Linked DNA regions of Homo sapiens: region 2 is linked to region 1. The links are chromatin loops, found by intact Hi-C in ENCODE. Cell type or tissue: ovary. All regions are shown on one strand. Links, peaks and the distances in the headings refer to the core of each region. The heading gives the core; the rest is flanking DNA.

Region 1 (10,005 bases), core at 2,445-7,444:
TCCTCATCATCAGAGGCCCCGGCACCCCCACTGCTCAGGCCCGTGATCCGGTAGCCCATGTTGAGCAGCATCACCTCCAACGGGTCTGCATTCATGCGCCGCTGGTTGGCCTGTGAAGCACCCTCCATATCTTCCACGACTCGGCCTGTGAGGTCTTCACTCTGTGGTGGAGAAAGGGGTGACACACGTGGGGCTCAGGGAGGGAGAGGCACCAGGGTACACGTATAGGGGAGGGGGAGGGAAATACACAGACTAAACTATCTATAGGGGGAGGTACACATACATGCCAGGAGGTGTATATGGTGGAGGGGAACACACAACCTTGGCTACATATTGTTGGGGGTGCTCACGCTGGAATATATATGGGAGATACGCCACCTCAGGATATACAGGCAGGTCATAACATGCTGGGATATACGTGGGGGACAGTACACACCAGGATATGTTGGACACACATACTGGGATACCTGGGACAAGGGGCAGATACAACTTCCCCACCCCATTCTGTTTTGTTGCCACAACTCTTGCTTCATCTTTCTTTCTCCTCTCCTCTCAATGGGGAAGCCTATAGGGGTCCTCTCTTTAAAAGTCACAGCAAATTATCTTGGGAATCAGACATACCACTTGACTTTTGTTTTGCCAGCTGGGAAGAGGGAAGCAGTAGGGCAGAGGGGAAGGGGAGGCACCAAGCCAGCTTCCCTGGCTACCCACCCTGGGAGTGGAGGGGACTCCACTGTCCTAAGTGTCCTTGTGGGCTGGACACTTCACAGGCATCTCTTCTTTACTTCTCACCACAACCTTTCAAGGTGGTGCTGTCATTCCCATTCCCAATGTACAGATGATTAAAAGCCTGGGTCAGAGATGGTGAAGTCTCTCAGGCAGCGAGTGAGGAGACTGGATTCAAACTTAGGCCTACCAGATGCCAAAGCCTGCATAGTTCCCTTGTGACCAGGGCCTCTGCACAGCTTCTGGAGAATTGCTGCTGCATTTGGAGCTTCTGGAATCTGAGAACACAGCCTTGGGCCCCGGGGTAAGGCTTACTTAGCAGCTTCTAGCCTCTGGGTGGCTCATTTCTCTTCCCTGCGCTAGCAGGCTCCACTGGAGCCTTCCACAGAGTCCCTGCCCTCCTCTCTGCTTGGCTCTGCACCCTCACCTCTGGTCGGGGGTTCCAGAGCCGCACAACAGGATCGATGCCACTGGTGGCCAGGAAGCAGTAGCTGGGGTGTGGCTGCAGGCAGTTGACAATGGACTCATCCCCTTGGAGCACACGGACCAGGTTGGTGGTCTCCTTTTCCCAGATGAAGAAGGAGCCATCGTCAGAGCCACTGACGATATACTGAGCGTTGCTGGCGGGGGGGCAAAGGGCAGGGAGGTCAGGTGGGGTACTGCCCTACAGCCTCAAGTAGAGGCTGCATGGCCTAGGTAAAGGGGGAGCAAGGAAGTCTGCAGCCACTCAGTCCCCCACACGCTGGGGTGTGCACTTGACCCAGAATTCCTCCAGGTATATAGCCCTGGTCACTGTTCTCTTAAACCTAGGGCCAGCGACTACCTGGATTTCTCCAAGACAGTCTCCCCTATAGTTCATTATTACCTCCTTGGGCCAGGATCATCTTACATCATCTCTCGGGTCTCCAAAATACCCTGTTTTAAGCCTCCCCTGAGCAGTTCCAGGCTTCTGGCATCCAGACTCCCCCTGCCCCTCACACACCACTGACATTTAGAGGGCATCTTGATGGATTCTTTTTTTTTCTTAGAGACAGGGTCTCATTCTGTCACCCAAGCTGGAGTACAGTGGCATGATCATGGCTCACTGTGGCCTTAACTGGTCCTCCAATGTCAACCTCCTGAATAGCTGGGACTACAGGTGCACGTCACCACACCCAGATAATTTAAAACATTTTTTGTAGAGATGGGGGTCTATGCTGTCCAGGCTGGTCTCAAACTCCTGGGCTCAAGCGATCCTCCTGCTTCAGCCTCCCCAAGTGCTGGGATTACGGGCATGAGCCACTGTGCCTGGCCTATGGAGAGATTCTTGATTCATGTTCATGTGTCTCACCTACCCAAAGAAAGTACATCTACAAATGAGGGGTGGGGATGATGGTGTCTGAAACACAGAGTTTGTCCCTTAGTACACAGGGCACAGTTTTGAGCACAAAACAGATGTGCCAAGATTCCCAGCCTTGGAGGGCTGCTGCCTCATACTCTCAAGCAGAGGGAGGTTCCTTGAATGCAGATAAAGAAACCAAGCTCTGGCACATGCAGACAGAGGGAGAAGGAGGTGGGGGATGAAGGAGTAGTTCAGGCACTGCGCTGGAGGCTCTACTTGGGTTATCTTATTAGTCCTTGTTATGGCCTCATAAATGGGCATGGCAGGTTGGTCATTTCATAGATTAAAAAACTTTAGAGGCTGACAAAGGTGAAGCCATTTGCCCAAGGGTACAGAGGCAGAGCAGGGATTTGAGATTCTTCTCTGAAACCATTATGCCCCAACACTCCCCACTCAACCTCCCGCTGCCAACTGGGCTGCACCCTCCTCTTCAGGGCCTCGGACCTGCCAAAGAAATTGGCCTCTTTGATATCCGTGGTGGTGTTGCAGTGGCCGCAGTAGCGGAACTGATAGTCGTAGCTTCGCTCCCGCAGCACCATTTCATCCTCTGAGATGGAGTCCTTGCGGCTCGTGCTGCGGAGGCGGACTGGGGCGCCGCCACCAGGTCCCTTCTTCTCCTCTGGGGGCAGAGATCCAGAAAAGGTAAGCGCCTTGTTCCTTTCTCTCCTTCCCTATTTTCCCCCACCTATGGCTCTGTTTTCAGTCCAAAGTCTGACAACATAGAGCTACCTGCCTCCACCCTTATCCTGGAAAACTGGGGAAAGGTTGTGAGGAAGATGCATCTTTGGATCTAGCCCCTGAGGATGTTCAAGAGGAGACCTTTGATGCCAGGAGGGCCCTGGTTCAGGTCCCTAAATGAGGGCCTGAAAGCCCCAAAGATGCAGAGACTCAAAGTCTGTTTCTGTGGAGGTAAGAGGCAGGGGAGGGTAGAGTGAGGCACTAGCAAAGAGAGAATGGATGACTTTTTTTTTTTTTTTTGAGATGGTCACGCAGGCTGGAGTGCAGTGGCGTGATCTCGGCTCACTGCAACCTCCACCTCCAAGGTTCAAGCGATTCTCCTGCCTCAGCCTCCTGAGTAACTGGGACTACCAGGCACGTGCCACCACGCCCAGCTAATTTTTGTATTTTTAGTAGAGACGGGGTTTCGCCACATTGGCCAGGCTGGTCTCAAACTCCTGACCTCAGGTGATCCACCTGCCTTGGCCTCCCAAAGTGCTGGGATTACAGGCATGAGCCACCGAGCCCAGCCTGGGTGACTTTTATAAACAGATTCATGGCACTTAGGGCAGTAAGGACCATGCCCTTACCCTCTGGAAGACAAGTTATTAGGGTCCCAAATGAGAGTCACTGATCAGTTAAGTGACAGGTAAAGTCACACAAGTTTTCTCAGTTCCTTAAAAGTGACTCACTCATACCTGCTTCAGGGCCTTGGAGCATGCTGGTTCATATGCCAGGAGCTCTGCATCTCCCACAGCTACATTTTGTTGTTGTTGTTGTTTGAGACAGGATTTTGCTCTGTCACCCAGGCTGGAGTGCAGTGGTGTGATCATGGCTCACTGTAGCCTTGACCTCCTGGGCTCAAGTGATCCTCCTGCCTCAGCTGCCCGAGGAGCTGGGACTACAGGTGTGTGCCACCACCCCTGGCTAATTTTTTTTAATTTTTCTTTTGTTGAGATGGGATCTTGCTATGTTGTCCTAGCTGATATTGAACTCCTGGGCTCAAGCTATTTTCCCACATCAGCCTCCCAAAGTGCTGGGATTATAAGCGTGAGCCACCGCGCTAGGCCACACAGCTATATTTTGTATCTAGTTAATGCTTCCTTTGGATCCTTTAGATCTTAGTTTAAATGTTTCTTCCTGAAGAACCCCAGAATGCCATCAAGCCCACCCCCTCCCAGCATGCACACCATTCAGGTCCCCATGGCACTTGTCATACTTTTTTGTTTCTCCTTTATCACTTGGTTCCTTCACTAGACTGTAAATGCCATAAACACAGAAATTCCACGTGACTTAGTCACAGCTCTATTCCCAGGACCCAGCACAGTGCCTGGCACATGGCAGGTGTCTGATAACTATTCATTAAACAAATTAATTTATCACGTGGTTGGTAAACTGCAAAGGAGAGAGGTGAAGATCCATGTCTGCCTCCTATGAGCTCACCGTTCACGTTTACAGACCACACTCCGATGGCCCAGTTCATTCTCCAGCACACTGAGGGGAGCTGGGCAGGGCTTCGTGCTCTTTGTGCAGGTAGGTAGAGAGGCTGTGCTTTCTTCAAGGCCACACAGTCAGGTGGTGGAGCTGCATTTGGAACCGAGGCCCCACATTCCAAGCCTGAGGCATTTCTACTGCTCTGCGCTATTGTCTCTGCTGCACTTGTACACTCGGAACAAACACAATGACCAGCTTCTGCCTCTCAGATGCCCAAGTGGAACCACCAGGGCCCTGTCTAAGCAGGTGTGAATGCCTAGCGGGAGCCTGACTGAGCTCAGCTTCCTCCTATCCTGGGCACCAGGCACTCCCCCAGGTGCTTTAAACATGCCATTTAAACATGCTGATCCTCAATAGAAACGCTCAGTGGGAGGTGCTGGCATGCCTCCTTTTCAGACCAGGAAACACTCTGAGAGAGACACCAAGTAACTGCCCCAAAGTTGCATGGTTTCTGAATCAACATCTGAACCCAGGCCTCTCCAATCCCAGAACCATGACCTCTCCAGAATGTCATGCAGCATCTCAAAGAGAAAGAGTAACAGCACCCCCTCCTCAGTGCCCACTCACCACCATCATTTTTAGAGAAGAGGGCAGCTGTGATGTCGCGGCCCAATGCATCACAAGCGCTGCTGTGGGCCTGCTCCGGAAATTTCCCTTTGAAGTCGTCCAGGCACTCCAGGGCTTCAGCCACATACTTGAGCTCAAAGAGGCAGCGGGCCAGGCGAAAGTGTGCCTTCAGGTGGCATGGGTTTAGGGAGATGGCCTTGAGGCAGTCCCTCAGGGCATCATAGTGGTCACCATCCCTGGGAAGGCAGGGAAGAGCGGCTTGGAGGTGGAGCCACGTGGCAAGCAAGGGGTCCCCATTCAGTCTCCTCTGCTTCCTGTGGCCACCCCAGCCCACCACTGACAGATCTCATGGCAAGGGGACTTGAGGACGAAGAGAATCCTGGCTCAGCCCAGGCCTCCCCCATCAGGAGACAGAGTATGGTTAAGGAGCAAGCCAGGAAACCCTGAGGTCTTGAGGGTGGCAAAAGCTGGTGTCAGGCTGCCCTCTGCTGGGCACAGAGTGCAACTGCACACTGGCTCACCCCAGGCACCCGCAGCTCTGCAGCAGAAGGCCTGGCATCTTGCCCACCACAGGCTCCCCAAGCCCTCCTTCTCTCTTCCCCCATCCACCTTCTCAAATCACCCCCGGCTGGCCTTCAAAGCCACATCCAAGGCAGGGGGCCCTCAAGGACAGTTCTGTGGTCTGGGGAAGCCAGAAGTGTCAGGCTGGGGACGCAGGGTCTGACCAGCAGGCAGCAAGCCCTCAGCCAGACCCCCCCCTGTCCTGGCTGACTGATCCACAGCAGCTGTGGCCTCTACCTCCTGGGGCTGGAGGATGGGGCCTGACAGTCTGGCAGAGTCAGCTCTCTGGAAGCTGATGGTAAGGGGGGTTGTGCACACCAGGAGCTCCAAATCGTCCCCACTCACTTCTCCAACCTCCTGAAGCATGGATGAAGGGAAGTGGGAGTGCTTTTGATGGGGAAGCGGGGAAAGAGGAAGTGAAAGGAGGTCAGAGAAGCCCCTCCTTTTCCCACCCTGTGCCAGAATATAGGAAGCATACTCCCCCAGCACCCACAGACCTGTCCTTGCCTCTTGTCTGGAGAGCCAGACAGGCCACAGGAACTGCTTCTTCAGAAGCCATTTTTTTTTTTCAGCTGGGCTGGAGTAGGCCTAGGACCCAACTGTGCCAAGCAGCAGTAAGAGGCACCCCTTAGAGTTAATGGCCCCTTCTCCAAGGGCACAGCTCACAACAATCCGGCATGGCTAAGGCAGGCCTGACATGGGAAGGTTCTTCCTGAGCCTCCTTCTGCAGCACTCAGAGGGAGCACCCAGTCCTCGGAACAGCCACGCTCAGACCAGGAACCAGCAGCTCAGCCCATGTGGGGGCAGGCAGGAAACAGAGCTGCTTCAATGGCGTGGCCTGCGTCAGGATGAGTGGCTCTGACGAAGGAGCAGGCACTGTTTGGAAACCCAATTACTGCCTGCAAGGTGCCCCTCTGAGCTCCTGGGGAGAGCCAGACCAGAGACCAGCCAGGAGCCAGAGGGTGACAGCTCCCACTGCATCCAGGAGCAGATGGCAGCCCTGGGGAGACTGGCCCAGGACAGAATGTGACATTCTAGGGGTCACTGGCAGGCATGTGGGGATGGGGGTAGAGAGCAGGCTGGCCCCAGGGCTCACCCTTCCTAGACTCACTGCCAGATCAATCTCCCTGAAAGGACAGCCCTCGGCACATCCCTCTCCTGCTCAGAACTCTCCAGTAGCTGCCCATCATGCACTGAATCGAGGCCAACGTCACCGCTCTGCATTCCAAGCTCTCCCTAGGCCGGCCCCAGGCTACCTCACAGACTCATCTCCTGCCAGTCCCTTTCCGAACCCTCTGCTCCAGCCAAATGGATTTGCTGTTCTGCAAACAAGCTCTTCAGTCAGTCCCCCACCCCCATGCCTTTGTTCACACCATTTCATCTCCCTGGAATGTCCTTCCCCCACAGGCCCCTCCTCTCCTTCATCTCCTGTCTAAGCCTGCCTACACTTAAAGCCCATTCAGACGCCATGTCTTTCTGATGCTTCCCTGCTCCCCAGCTAAAGCGACCCAACTTTTCTTGATGCCCACAGCCCTTTACCTGACCATTCACAAGACTCACTGCTTCCTATCTCTTTAATGCTGAACTATGTCCACCACTTTACCCACTGTCTGGAGAGGCTCCTCTGGAGCACAGGAACTCAGAGTGATAGAACTTTGTGTTCCTAGTACCTAGCACATAGTAGGAGCTCAGAGAACATGCTGAGGGCACATATGGATTAGGAAATCACCAACCTCTCTTAGCAAGAATGCAGGAGTGAAGCTGAGCTCTTAGCCTACAGCCTGGATGAGGACCACTGAGTTCTACCCAACTGTTTGTTGGACAGAGAGGTGAATCAACTCACGATTCATCCAAAACAGTCATCTCCTGGGTTTGGCTACCACCTGAGCCCTTGGCCAACTCCTGATGCCTTAGCTAAGGCCGGGGGACAGCATCTTCCCCACCCCCACCTAGCATTACCATCCTGCTGACTTGGGTGGGTTTCTTAAGTTTCCCTCTCTGGCCTGCCGAGTTGCAGCCAGACGATGGCACACCAGCTGGCCTGTCTGTCTGGGCAGAGCCGACGGATGCCAGACGGAGCAGAAATGGCTGTGGGCCCAGCTCTATCCATCTCTAGTCCTGGCCCTGGCTGGGGGATGGGGGGGCGGGGTCTGCATGTCTGCTTGCCTGCTGGTGCTGCAGGCAGTAGGGCTGGGGGCCCTGATGGTCTCCAAAGATGAGGAGTTCTTTCAGATATGGTCTACTTCTTTATTACCAGCCACCATACCCTAGCGTGACCCATAGCCAGCTTTGGATCTCTGGGATATGGTTTGTACTCAGTCCAAAGGGTCTAAGAACACAGAAAGCAAGCCTTAGAGGGGCAAGGGACTGCAGAATATTTTAGACACATACCAACTGAATTCACCAAACCCCTCATTTCCACTTAGCAAGATTCCACTGCTCTTCAAAGTCCAATTCTCCAACAGTTGGGACTAACAGTCCTCAACTCATACTTCCCCAGGGGCCACAGCACTTTATAATAATATGCCATGTAGAAACTAGTTTTGAACATGTTCCACGTAACTGTGAGCTTCCTTAGTGCTTGAGACTTCCTGATTAATGGGTCAGGTGCCTGCCCACCATTAGCCTGGAGGTGGGGAGGAGAGGCCAAGAAGCCCTAAGAGGCAGCAATATGTTCTTGCCACTTTCCCTGGATGCCTTGGCAACTTGGCTCCATCAGGCCCCTGCCTTTTGGTCCAGCTGCTTTCTCCCTCATCCTGACCCAGATCCCCTCTGCAGTGGCCACTCACCACTTGCGCTTCATGTAGGCTGCTGCTCGGTTTCCATAAAGCATGGCATTGTGAGGGGCCCTCTGCACAGCCTTGCTGTAAAGCTGAATGGCTTGGGTCCACTGCTGGCAGGCAAAAGCCTCATTGGCTTGCTGTTTCACACGCTCCAGGTATGGTGGTAGCTCTACTTGGGGGCTGCAGGGGAAATAGAGCCAAGTCAGAACAGTCAAAGAAGGTCAGAGCAGCCCCTCAGGGAGTCTGTAACATGGCCTGAGGGCCACCCAGATTTTCTTGGCCCCTGGGATCTGACTGCTATCTGGAAGAGGGGACCACTACCCTGGTCTGGGATATTACCTATTACTGTGATAGGGAATACCATTTGGAATTTCATTCCAAATACCATTCCAAATACTCTCAGCCAGTGAAAAGAAGGGCAGAAATGAAGCTGTACTTCAACTCCTGGGCATGGTAGTAGCTGATACCACCTGCCTCCATGCTGAGCTGAACCTTATGACCACCCGAGTCCCTCCTGTGGATCGCTGTCTAGAGAACTCTATTTCTCTCAAGGCTAGGGAATTTGAGCGCCTCTGTATCCAAAGCCCAGCACAGAGGCTGGCAGAGAAAAGAGGCAAGGATATGCTATAGGATGGGGAATAATATAATGCGGAGGCCCATTTGTATGCAGCCCCTTTTTGGAGACAGCTCAGTGCTAAGAGGCAGCTAGCTCCTGAGTCCTGACCCCAGTTACTGGTACCAACAGGCTAGAGCTACAGTCTGACCATGACTAGTGTTCTGCCAGGCAGAGGGGCACTGGAAACACTAGGCACCCTCCAAGAAGGCTCTTTGCCTTGGTCCTCACTCTCTGGGATGCATGAGTGGGTGTGGGTCAGGAGGAAGATTTACAGGTTATGTCCCTCCCTCCAGTCCATATAGTGTAACTGGGGCTTGGAGGGCTGGACAAGCCAGCTGGCCTCACCTGACATGTCCCCTACTCTCCGGCAGCCGGAAGCCATTGCTATGAAGGTGCAGGCCATTGGACACACCGTTGGACACACCGTTGGTGGACATCTTGCCATTCTGGACTTCTGGCAGGAGATAGTGAGAAAGTGACAGCAACAACTCAGGAAGAGGACCCATTTCTTCCTGGCAGCCCTCTAGCTTCCATCACGGGGTCTGATGGTTCCATCGTGGGACTGTTCTCCCAGAGTAAGATCCATTCCCAGAAAGCAAGTTCTGACATAAAGAAAAGCCCGTGCGCCCTCTGCTGGCTGGCGAGGGACACAACTTCACCGTGGCATTACTCAGCTGGGGCTGGGGCTGGGGCTAGGGCTGGGGCTGGGGCTAGGGTTGGGGCTGGGGCTAGGGCTGGGGCTGGGGGTGGGAATGGAGTGAGGAGGTGCCTAAATCAACTGTAGGCCCCAGGAAGAAATCAATGAGAAGACTGGGCCAGGATACAAAGGAGAGGGGAACTATTTCAGGTTCTCAAGAGCCAAGCCATGGAAGGAACCTGTCTTTTCAGAGGGAAGCAAAAAGGGCAGTGATGCAAAGCTCTTGAAGAGATCTCTGCTCTATTGTCATCCTCTTTCTTACTGCATAGGTGGGGTTATTTCAGAGATCTGCTATTTTTGGAGGATCACGGTCCAGAGTAAAGGGCAGGCTTCTCAGCAGGTGTAGCATGCACTTAAGCTCCCCTACACCGCCGCAGTAGAGATACCCTAAGGGAGAACTTACCCCCCGAGGAGTGGCATTTTCTAGGCAAGAGGAAGGTGTACGGCCGCTGCTTGTAAGTCA
Region 2 (10,005 bases), core at 1,598-6,597, 100 kb after region 1:
TGAGATGATGAACCCTGGGTACTTACCCAGACAACATAGTTGCTTCATATTGGGGACCTTGTCCAGGATACCAAGGTACATAATTCATTGAAACAGTGAGTAGGGGCCGTGGCCTTGCTCCCGCCGTGCGGGAAAAGAATCCAGGCCCTTCCATGCGCGTGTGGGCGCGGGGGCCCCGAAGTGCTCGTGGTTCCGCGCTAGGTCTCCGCTGGGGCAGGAACCGGAGCCATGGGTGGGACCACCAGCACCCGCCGGGTCACCTTCGAGGCGGACGAGAATGAGAACATTACCGTGGTGAAGGGCATCCGGCTTTCAGAAAATGTGATTGATCGAATGAAGGAATCCTCTCCATCTGGTTCGAAGTCTCAGCGGTATTCTGGTGCTTATGGTGCCTCAGTTTCTGATGAAGAATTGAAAAGAAGAGTAGCTGAGGAGCTGGCATTGGAGCAAGCCAAGAAAGAATCTGAAGATGAGAAACGACTAAAGCAGCCAAAGAGCTGGACCGAGAGAGGGTTGCTGCCAATGAGCAGTTAACCAGAGCCATCCTTCGGGAGAGGATATCTAGCGAGGAGGAACGCGCTAAGGCAAAGCACCTGGCTAGGCAGCTGGAAGAGAAAGACCGAGTGCTAAAGAAGCAGGATGCATTCTACAACGAACAGCTGGCTAGACTGGAGAAGAGGAACTCAGAGTTCTTCAGAGTCACCACTGAACAATATCAGAAAGCTGCTGAAGAGGTGGAAGCAAAGTTCAAGCGGTATGAGTCTCATCCAGTCTGTGCTGATCTGCAGGCCAAAATTCTTCAGTGTTACCGTGAGAACACCCACCAGACCTTCAAATGCTCCACTCTGGCCACCCAGAGTGGCCATGCTTGAGAAGGGAGGATAAAAACTTTCAGAATGAGCAAAACACCATCAACGTTAATTCCAGAGATGGAACATTGTTTTTCCTAGTGAGAAAACAACCCATTTGAAGAGAAGACCACTAATGAGAAGACCACTAAAGAGAGACACCAAGAATGGATTCAGCAGAATCATTTCACATTTTGAACAGCAGCAATTTGAAGGGCCAAAGCCTTGATCAGGGATCAGTCATTAAAGGACACTCTTCAGTATTAGCAAACCCTCTTATGATGATTAAAAGAGAAGGGCAGCCCTCTCCACATTTTGGTACTTTCTACTCAACTTCCACTGACCATAAAATGTTTCTCTTCTGAACAAGCCCCATCATTTGGTGAACCTCCACCCTAACAAAGTAGATGGGGTCGGGGGCTAAATTAATTGGAGTAGGGTGAGGAGAGAGCCACAAAACATAGATCTGGAGGCAGCAGTGCTGGGTGGAGAAAGCCAGAAAACAGATCTGGAGGCAGCAGTGCTGGATGGAATTGTCTAGGCTGTGGCATGTTGGTTTTGTCTCTCTTTCTTTTCTCCTTTGATTATATAAAAGCTATTTCATTGTAACTTATTATGGTGATTATACAGGCAAGAAGACAAAAAGGAGAGAAAATGTACCTCTTCTACTGGAATAATGTTTATGATTACAAGTGAGATAAGGTATTTTTATCAATATGAAGGCAACCTTGGCTGATATAACCTCTATAGTGAATACTCACATCTTTACTTCACTCACTATCAATAATAAATATATTTTCTGACAAAGACTGGCAAAAAAAAAAAAAAAAACAGTGAGTAGAGGAGCAGACTCCAACTCTGTCCTTTCATTTTGGGGCTCTCAGCCTCCAGTTTATTTTATTATATTTTATTTTATTTTACTTTGAGGCAGGATCTTCCTCTCTGACCCAGGCGGGAGTACAGTAGTATAATCTCGGCTCACAGCAACCTCCACCTCCCAGGTTCAAATGATTCTCCTGCCTCAGCCTCCCAAGTAGCTGGGATTACAGGCCTGCACCACCATGCTGAGCTAATTTTGTATTGTTAGTAGAGATGGGGTTTTGTCTTGTTGGCCAGGCTGGTCTTGAACTCCTGACATCAGGTGATCTGCCTGCCTCAGCCTACCAAAATGATGGGATACCAGGTGTCGGCCACACCGTGTCAGGCCTCCATTTTAGAACCAAATCAAATCACTAACAGGCATCCTTCAGCCATTTAAGAATGCGATTAGCATGGCGTGTTCTTAAAGACTTAGATGTGAGGCTTGCTGAGGAGAACACGGAGAATCCCCCAGTACCCACAGATTGCTGGGCATATTAGCCATGTTTGAACCAGCTTCCTTTCACAGAGGACTTAGCTGTCATGTGGGGCTGGAAGAGGTCCTGGAAGTAACTGAGGATTTCTGGCTGAGGCTACCCCCTGGTGTTATCCAAAGGCTTCTGGACTGACCCCAGCCTCCAACCACCCGATGGGGTGTCAGCAACAGGATCTCCAACTTTTCTGTCGTAATCTCCTCCTTTTCTGTCCATGACTGCCATGTCTCCTATCCTTTCTGTCTATGCAGACAGCACCTCCTCAAGCCTGCATATAAAATCCAGTGCATCCGCCACTGGCCAGCCTTTTCCTCTCAGAAGTCCCCTCTCTTTCACTAGAGAAGAGAGCTGTTTTCCTTTCTCTTTCTCTTACCTATTAAACTTCTGCTCCTAAACAAACAGACAAACAAAAACAAACAAACAAAAAAACCCAGGCACGGTGGCTCACACCTGTAATCCCAGCATTCTGGGAGGCGAGGCGGGCGAGCCATTTGAGGTCAGGAGTTCGAGACCAGCCTGGCCAACATGGTGAAACCCCATCTCTACTAAAAATACAAAAAAATTAGCTGAGCATGGTGGTGCATGCCTATAATCTCAGCCCTATTCGGGAGGCTGAGGCAGGAGAATCACTTGAGTCTAGGAGGCAGAGGTTGCAGTGAACCAAGATCATGCCACTGCACTCTAGCCTGGGTGACAGAGTGAGACTCCATCTCAAACAAAAAAAGAAAAATATAAAAATGAGGCCAGGCGCGGTGGCTCACGCCTGTAATCCCAGCACTTTGGGAAACCGAGGTGGGCACATCACCTGAGGTCAGGAGTTCGAGACCAGCGTGGCCAATATGGTGAAACCCCCGTCTCTATTAATAATACAAAAATTAGCTGGGCGTGGTGACATGCGCCCATAGTCCCAACTACTCGGGAGGCTGAGGCAGAAAAATCGCTTGAACCCAGGAGGCGGAGGTTGCAGTGAGCTGAGATCACGTCATTGTACTCCAGTCTGGGCAACAAGAGCAAAACTCCGTCTCAAAAAAAAGGAAAAAGAAAAAGAAAACCAGATCTAGACTAGTCCTACATTCTATGGTCAGGAAGACTGAGACCCAGAAATACATCAGTGACTTGAGTAAGATCACACCATGCAATGGGTGGGAATCTGTAGATGTGATTTGGTGAGCATTACAGGTTAAGTGCACCACACTTAGAAACAGACAGACCTGGGTCTCTGGTACTGGCTTAACCACAAAACTCTACAACTTGGATAACTTCTCTGGACCTCATATCTCTTCTGTAAAAGGAGGCGTTTACTTTGTATTTCTCTGCTGTAAAATCTCTTCTAATCCTTCACGTCCAGAGGTTCTAATTCGGTACTTTGTGTGCCCTCCTCTCACAGTGCCACCTTGTGGCTCACTATGAACCCTGCATCTTCTCTTCCTAAATTAAAATCTTTGTCATAGAGGATAGAAACCCTTGTAATAGCGGACCATTCCCTTACTGTGAGTGATCTGGCTAACAGATCCCACTCCGATCTACTTTCCATGTGTAAGATGTGGGCATCACTTCAGTGCTGACACAGCTAGAAGATGTCGCAGGGCTTTTCCTGACCACCTGTCACACTCTACATTCACAGAACCAGGACTTTGTGACAGTGCTTTGGGTGGAGCTGTATCTTAATTTTCATTTTAAAAGTCTCCTCCTGGCTGGGTGCGGTGGCTCACGCCTGTAATCCCAGCACTTCGGGAGGCCGAGGCGGGAGGATCACCTGAGGTCAGGAGTTCAAGACCAGCCTGGCCAACATGGTGAAACCCCGTCTCTACTAAAAATACAAAAATTAGCTGGGCGTGGTGGCAGGCACCTGTAATCCCAGCTACTTGGGAGGCTAAGGCAGGAAAATTGCTTGAACCTGGGAGGCGGAGGTTGCAGTGAGCTGAGATTGCACCACTGCATCCCAGCCTGGGCGACAAGAGTGAAACTCCGTCTCAAAAATAAAATAAAAGAAAATAAAAGTCTCCTCCTGCCCTGTGTCTGGTCTGTGGCATGACACTCACCTCCTTTGCCAGGCCCCAAGTTTGATTTATTTTTTCTCTTTCTCTGGACACAGCTCAGCTTATGACCAAGAGAGGAAACGGCAGGAGGAAGGCCATGAGCCTGTTAACATCAAGCTGGGGGAAGTGCCAGAAAGATTCCCAAGGTCCCTAACCTCAACAGCTCTGTGACCTTGGACAAGTTATTTAATTTTTCTTTCTTTCTTTCTTTCTTTCTTTTTTTTTTTTTTTTGAGATGGAGTCTCGCTCTGTCACCAGGCTGGAGTGCAGTGGCATGATCTCGGCTCACTGCAACCTCCACCTTCCGGGTTCAAGCAATTCTCCTGCCTCAGCCTCCCAAGTAGCTGGGACTACAGGCGCATGCCGCCACGCCCAGCTAATTTTTTGTATTTTATTAGAGACGGGGTTTCACCGTGTTGCCCACGCTGTTCTCCAACTCCTGAACTCAGGCAATCCGCCCGCCTCGGCCTCCCAAAGTGCTAGGATTACAAGCGTGAGCCACCACACCCGGCAAGTTATTTAATTTTTCTAAGCCTTAGGTTGCATCGTGGAGATAAAATTACTTGTCTCCCAGGTAGTTCTGAGAATTAGAAATACAGCTATGTGGGCCAGGTGTGGTGGCTCAAGCCTGTAATCCCAGAACTTTGGGAGGCTGAGGCAGGCGGATCACGAGGTCAGAAGTTCGAGACCAGCCTGGCTAATAGGGTGAAACCCCGTTTCTACTAAAAATACAAAAATTAGCCAGGCGTGGTGGTGTGTGCCTGTAGTCCCAGCTACTTGGGAGGCTGAGGCAGAAGAATCACTTGAACCTGGGAGGTGGAGGTTGCAGTGAGCCAAGATCACGCCACTGCACTCCAGCCTGGGTGACAGAGTGAGACTCCGTCTCAAAAAAAAAAAAAAGAAAAGAAAAAGAAAAAGAAATACAGCTATGCGTTACTTAACAACAAGGATACATTCTGAGAAATGCGTTATTAGGCGATTTCATCATGTAAACATCATAGAGTGTACTTACACAAACCTAGGTAGTATGGCCTCCTACACACCTAGGCTATATGGCACAGCCTATTGCTTCTAGGCTACAAACCTATACACCATGTTAGCGTACTGAACACCGTAGGCAATTGTAACATGATGGTAAGTATTTGTGTATCTAAACATACCCAATCATAAAAAAGGTACAATAAAAACATGGTGTTCCAATCTTATGGAACTACTGCTGTATATGTGGTCTGTAGTTGAGTAAAACATCATTATGCAGTACCTGACTGTAATATATGTAAAGTAATTAGTGCATAGTAGGTGATAAATAAATGGTAGTTGGTTATAATCACATACACCTTCTATTTACTCACCACTAATCTCTGAACTCTAGGGGATGCGGAAGAGCTAGAGAAGAGAACCTAGCTGGCTTCCACACTGGTTGCAGAGAGCAGGTCACTGGAGGCAGGATATAATGAAATGCAAATGGCAGGTCACAGCCTGTGAGTGCTGCAGGAGCACAGTGCCAGCAGAGAATAATCATTCTCACGTCTCCATAACACATCGCAGTGTTTACATTGTCCTTTAACATCTTTCTTTCTTTTTTTTTTTTTTTTTGAGATGGAGTTTCGCTCTTGTCGCCCAGGCTACAGTGCAATGGCACAGTCTCGGCTCACTGCAACCTCTGCCTCCCAGGTTCAAGCAATTCTCCTGCCTCAGCCTCCTGAGTAGCTGAAATTACAGGCATGTGCCACCACGCCCTACTAATTTTTGTGTTTTTAGTAGAGATAGGGTTTCGCCATGTTGGCCAGGCTGGTCTCGACCTCCTGACCGCAGATGATCCGTTCGCCTTGGCCTCCCAAAGTGATGGGATTCTAGGCATGAGCCACTGCGCCCGGCCAATTGTCCTTTAACATTTATAATTTTACTTATAACAACTGTGAGGTAGATATTAACGTTATCATCTCCATTTTACAATGACATGCCCAAGGTTGTATCACTAAGAAGTGGCAGAGGTGGCTTGAGCTTGGGGCATCCTCACTCAGAGGCTGCCTTCTTTTTACTCCCCAGAGAGTTTTCTAGATAACAAGTCTAGAAAGATAGGTCTTGAAGGGTGAGAGGCATCGGAGAAGCAGAGAAGGCTATTTAAGCAGTGACACTATCAAGAAACGGAAAAGGGTGGAAATTGGACCAGTGACCACCAGCAGTCCTCCAGGTAGGGAGAATGCCCTGATTCTATACCCTAAGATACACTAAGGACCTCTAGCCCAGCCTGGTTGGACAGAAGTCAGGGAGGCTTTCCTGGAGAAAGCAACATCCGAGCTGAGGCCTGAATGATGAGCAGGAGTTGGCCTGAGCTCCCAGGCAAAATAACTATCAGGAGCACATTTGGGGAACTGGAAATAGTTCAAAGAGGCAGGAGCAGAGTATGGCTAAGAATGAGGCTGTGGTCAGATGGGGCAGGGCTTTGTAACCCACATTAAGATCTTGGACTTTATCTCAGGCCACTAAGGACTCAATGCTTTGTTTACCGAGAAAATTTGAGCTTTACACCAATCACTGATTGCAATATGGAGACTGACTGGCAGGGGCCAAACTGGAGGCAGGAGGCTGGTGAGAAAGTTGGTGCAGTAACCCAGTGAAAATAGGAGGGTTGCCTGGTAGGGGGGGTGTAGCAAATATTGGGAGATATGAGCAGATTTAGGAGATAATTAAGAGGCAGAATGGAGGCCAGGCACGGTGGCTCATGCCTGTAACCCCAGCACTTTGGGAGGCAGAGGTGGGAGGACTACTTGAGCCTAGGAGTTCGAGACCAGCCTGGGCAACAGAGTGAGACCCTGTCCCAAAAACTTTTAAAAAGAGGCAGAGTGGACTGGAGTTGGTGATTAATTGAACACTGGAAGTAATGGGGAGTCGGGGAGCAGAGGTGGGAAGAAAGAAGGAGGAGGTGAGGGTATCTTCCAGTTCCTGGCTGGAGCAGCTGGTTGGGTGGCTGTATCAATCCCTGGGCTGGGGAAGATGAGGGAGAAGTCCCTGAAGAGAGGACAAAGGAGCAAGGCTTTGAGGGGTAAGACGAATTTAGCAGCTGATGGAAGCGGGAGTGTCAAATGCTCTTAGTGAAAGCAAGCTGAATTTTCCCTTTGTATTCATTCAACACATATTTGTGACTGGGGGTGGGAGCTCACACCTGTAATCCCAGCACTTTGGGAAGCTGAGGTGGGTGGATCACTTGAGGCCATGAGTTCAAGATCAGCCTGGCCAACATGGTGAAACCTCTGCCCCTACTTAAAATACAAAAATTAGTGAGGCATGGTGGCAAAAGCATGTAATCCCAGCTACTCAGGAGGCTAAAGCAGGAGAATCGCTTGAACCTGGGAGGTGGAGGTTGCAGTGAGCCGAGATCGTGCCACTGCACTGCAACCTGGGTAACAGAGCAATACTCTGTCTCAAAAACAAAAAACAAAAAACAAACAAACAAAAAAACCCACATATTTGTTAGGGGCCTACTATATGTCAGGCACCATCCCAGGCACTGAGAATACAGCAGTGAACAAAACAGACCAGGTCCTGTCCTCCTGGAGTTTACATTCTAGTGGGTGGAGACAGACAATAAGCAAAGAAATGTCTATAAATATGTCAAGGCGTGGTAGGTGCTATGAAGACAAATTAGACTGATTATGAGGCTACACATGGAGGTTGTCATTTGGATAGGGTGATCAGAGAAGGCTTCTCTGATTTTTAGGCAGAGACCTGAATGAAGTGAGGAGGGACACATGCAGATATGGCGACGCACCCTTCTGGGCAAAAAGAAGGGCATGGCTTTGAGGTCAGAGATTCTCTCCATGCTGTGACCACTCCAGTCACGGCAGGGGTCAGAAATAGGCACTGAATACCCTGAAAGGAATAAGGATTTTACTATAAAACCATTTCCTTCTCCCCTGAAAGATGAAATTCCCCCAGAGCACTTTTAAACCCATGCAGTCTTCTGAAGACTTGAATTGGTTTTGCTCTTTGCCAGCTCCATCACATACTAGTTGCGTAAACCTGGACACATCATTACCTTCTCCAAGCCTCAGTTTTCTCATTTATAAAATGGGTATACTAATACAAATTTGCCATAAGGAACAAATGAAGTTATACATACAGTGCCTGGCACAGAACAGATTGTTTAATAATGTTAGCCTTTTGTTAACAACCAGGATGGAGAAAACTGGCTTAATTGGGGTGTGAGAGTCTAATTAATTCTAGCCTTGAACTCTCATTGCTGCTATTGCTGGCAGGAAAAAACTACACAAATACATTTATTCCCCTTCAACTCCTTTTTCTATCCAACTTCCTTTTCCCAGCTTCTGACCTGGGCATATGTGTGGTTTCAAGAAGGCTCGTTGAAGAGAGAATTGACAATTCTCCTGGTGGCACAATATTCTGGTTTAGCCTTGAAGCCCCGTCTTCCCCATCTTCTGCTGCTGAGCCCCCTTCCTCCACCGATGTACTGGACTTATCTCACTGGGGGAGGAGAGAGTGAGCAGAGTGGGTGTGGTGGAAGAAATGACTCAACCTAGAACTTGTGGAATTTTGCATAAGGCTCCACCCTGCAACTCCCTGCCCAAGAGGTCTCTGTGCTGGGTCGGTGGAATGGTGCCAGCCCTTACCAGGTGTGGCATGTTGAGATTCTAAATGTTGAGCCTCACTGGTAGTCTCAGCTACTCAAGAGACCAAGGCAGAAGGATCACTGGAGCACAGGAGTTTGAAGTTGCAGTGAGGTGTGATTGCGCCACTGCACTCCAGCCTGGGCAACAGAGCGAGAATAAAAAATAAATGTTGAGGGTCAGGCGTGGTGGCTCACACCTGTAATCCCAGCACTTTGGGAGGCCGAGGCAGGTGGAGGCCAGGAGTTTGAGACCTGGCCAACACAGTGAAACCCCGTCTCTACTAGCTGGGTGTGGTGGTACGCACCTGTAATCCCAGCTACTCTGGAGGCTGAGGCATGAGAAACATTTGAATCTGGGAGGCGGGGATTACAGTGAGCCGAGATTGCGCCACTGCAGCTTGCGCGACAGAGACTGCTTCTCAAAACAAACAAACAAACAAAAAAATGTTGAGTCTTTAAAGACACCTGAACAAGGCTAGGGCAGGTGTGGGCAGTGGAGGTGATCATCTCTATGCTAGTGACTTAGAGTCGTGCCAGAGCTAGGCCTCTGGAGGCAAAGATGGAAGAGCACGTGGAAGGGAGGGGCAGTGGGTAGGGGGAGGGAAGGATCGAGGGAAGCTGGACTGTGTGACCTTGGCTGAATCACTATGTAATCAGGCCACACCCTTGCTCAATAGCCTTCAATGACTCCCCATGCCACAGGATAAAGTCCCAAAAACTTAACCCTGATCCAACCTACAATTTCATTTGGTTTACTACTCTACTCCACCCCTTCCCCATGCTTCCTGAAATGCAGCCTCAGAGGTCTCTGCTTGGTCTCTTTTCTTTTTTTTTTTCTTTTTCATTGTTTTCTTCTTTGTTATTCAACCAGAGCCAAGTCAGAATCTTTTTTTTATTATTGCCTTTCCCCCCAGGATTCCTAATATGATACCCACAATATATAATATCTGTGTTTAATAAACTTTTTATTTGGAATCATTTTAGATTTACAGAGAAGTTGCAGAGATAGTCAAGGGAGCTGGGTGCAGCGGCTCACCCCTGTAATCTCAAATCTCAGCACTCTGGGAGGCTGAGGTGGGAGGATCCCTTGAGGCCAGAAGTTTGAGACCAGCCTGGGTGACATAGAGAGACTCTGT

What was found. Hi-C counts contacts between places; a loop is a spot of excess contacts. Peaks named below come from ENCODE experiments on the same cell type or tissue, not always from the same donor. Only the 100,000 strongest peaks of a DNase experiment are listed, where the experiment ranks them.
Region 2: it touches region 1 in a loop (2.2-fold over the local background); 78 of 110 quality-filtered maps call a loop at or near these places.

Annotation. Positions count from the first base shown.
Region 1 is chr1:27,296,342-27,306,346 of GRCh38, reverse strand. WDTC1 (WD and tetratricopeptide repeats 1) reads right to left here. Exons shown (of 16, transcript NM_001276252.2): 10 at 9,946-10,005; 11 at 9,191-9,299; 12 at 8,236-8,409; 13 at 4,886-5,121; 14 at 2,552-2,726; 15 at 1,154-1,346; 16 at 1-161. Among named protein-coding and RNA genes, the nearest start is that of TMEM222, 21 kb to the left of the region's middle. RefSeq lists enhancers at 4,458-4,971, 4,972-5,484, 5,630-5,689, 6,512-7,025. In ovary, for the core only: a CTCF peak has its summit at 5,392 (motif pointing left); DNase peaks (open chromatin) are centred at 5,074, 5,406, 6,282, 6,736 and 1 weaker place; H3K27ac peaks cover 2,386 bases.
Region 2 is chr1:27,191,697-27,201,701 of GRCh38, reverse strand. It overlaps the pseudogene CHCHD3P3. Among named protein-coding and RNA genes, the nearest start is that of WDTC1-DT, 38 kb to the left of the region's middle. RefSeq lists an enhancer at 8,258-9,457. In ovary, for the core only: a CTCF peak has its summit at 3,590 (motif pointing left); no DNase peak of the experiment used is centred there.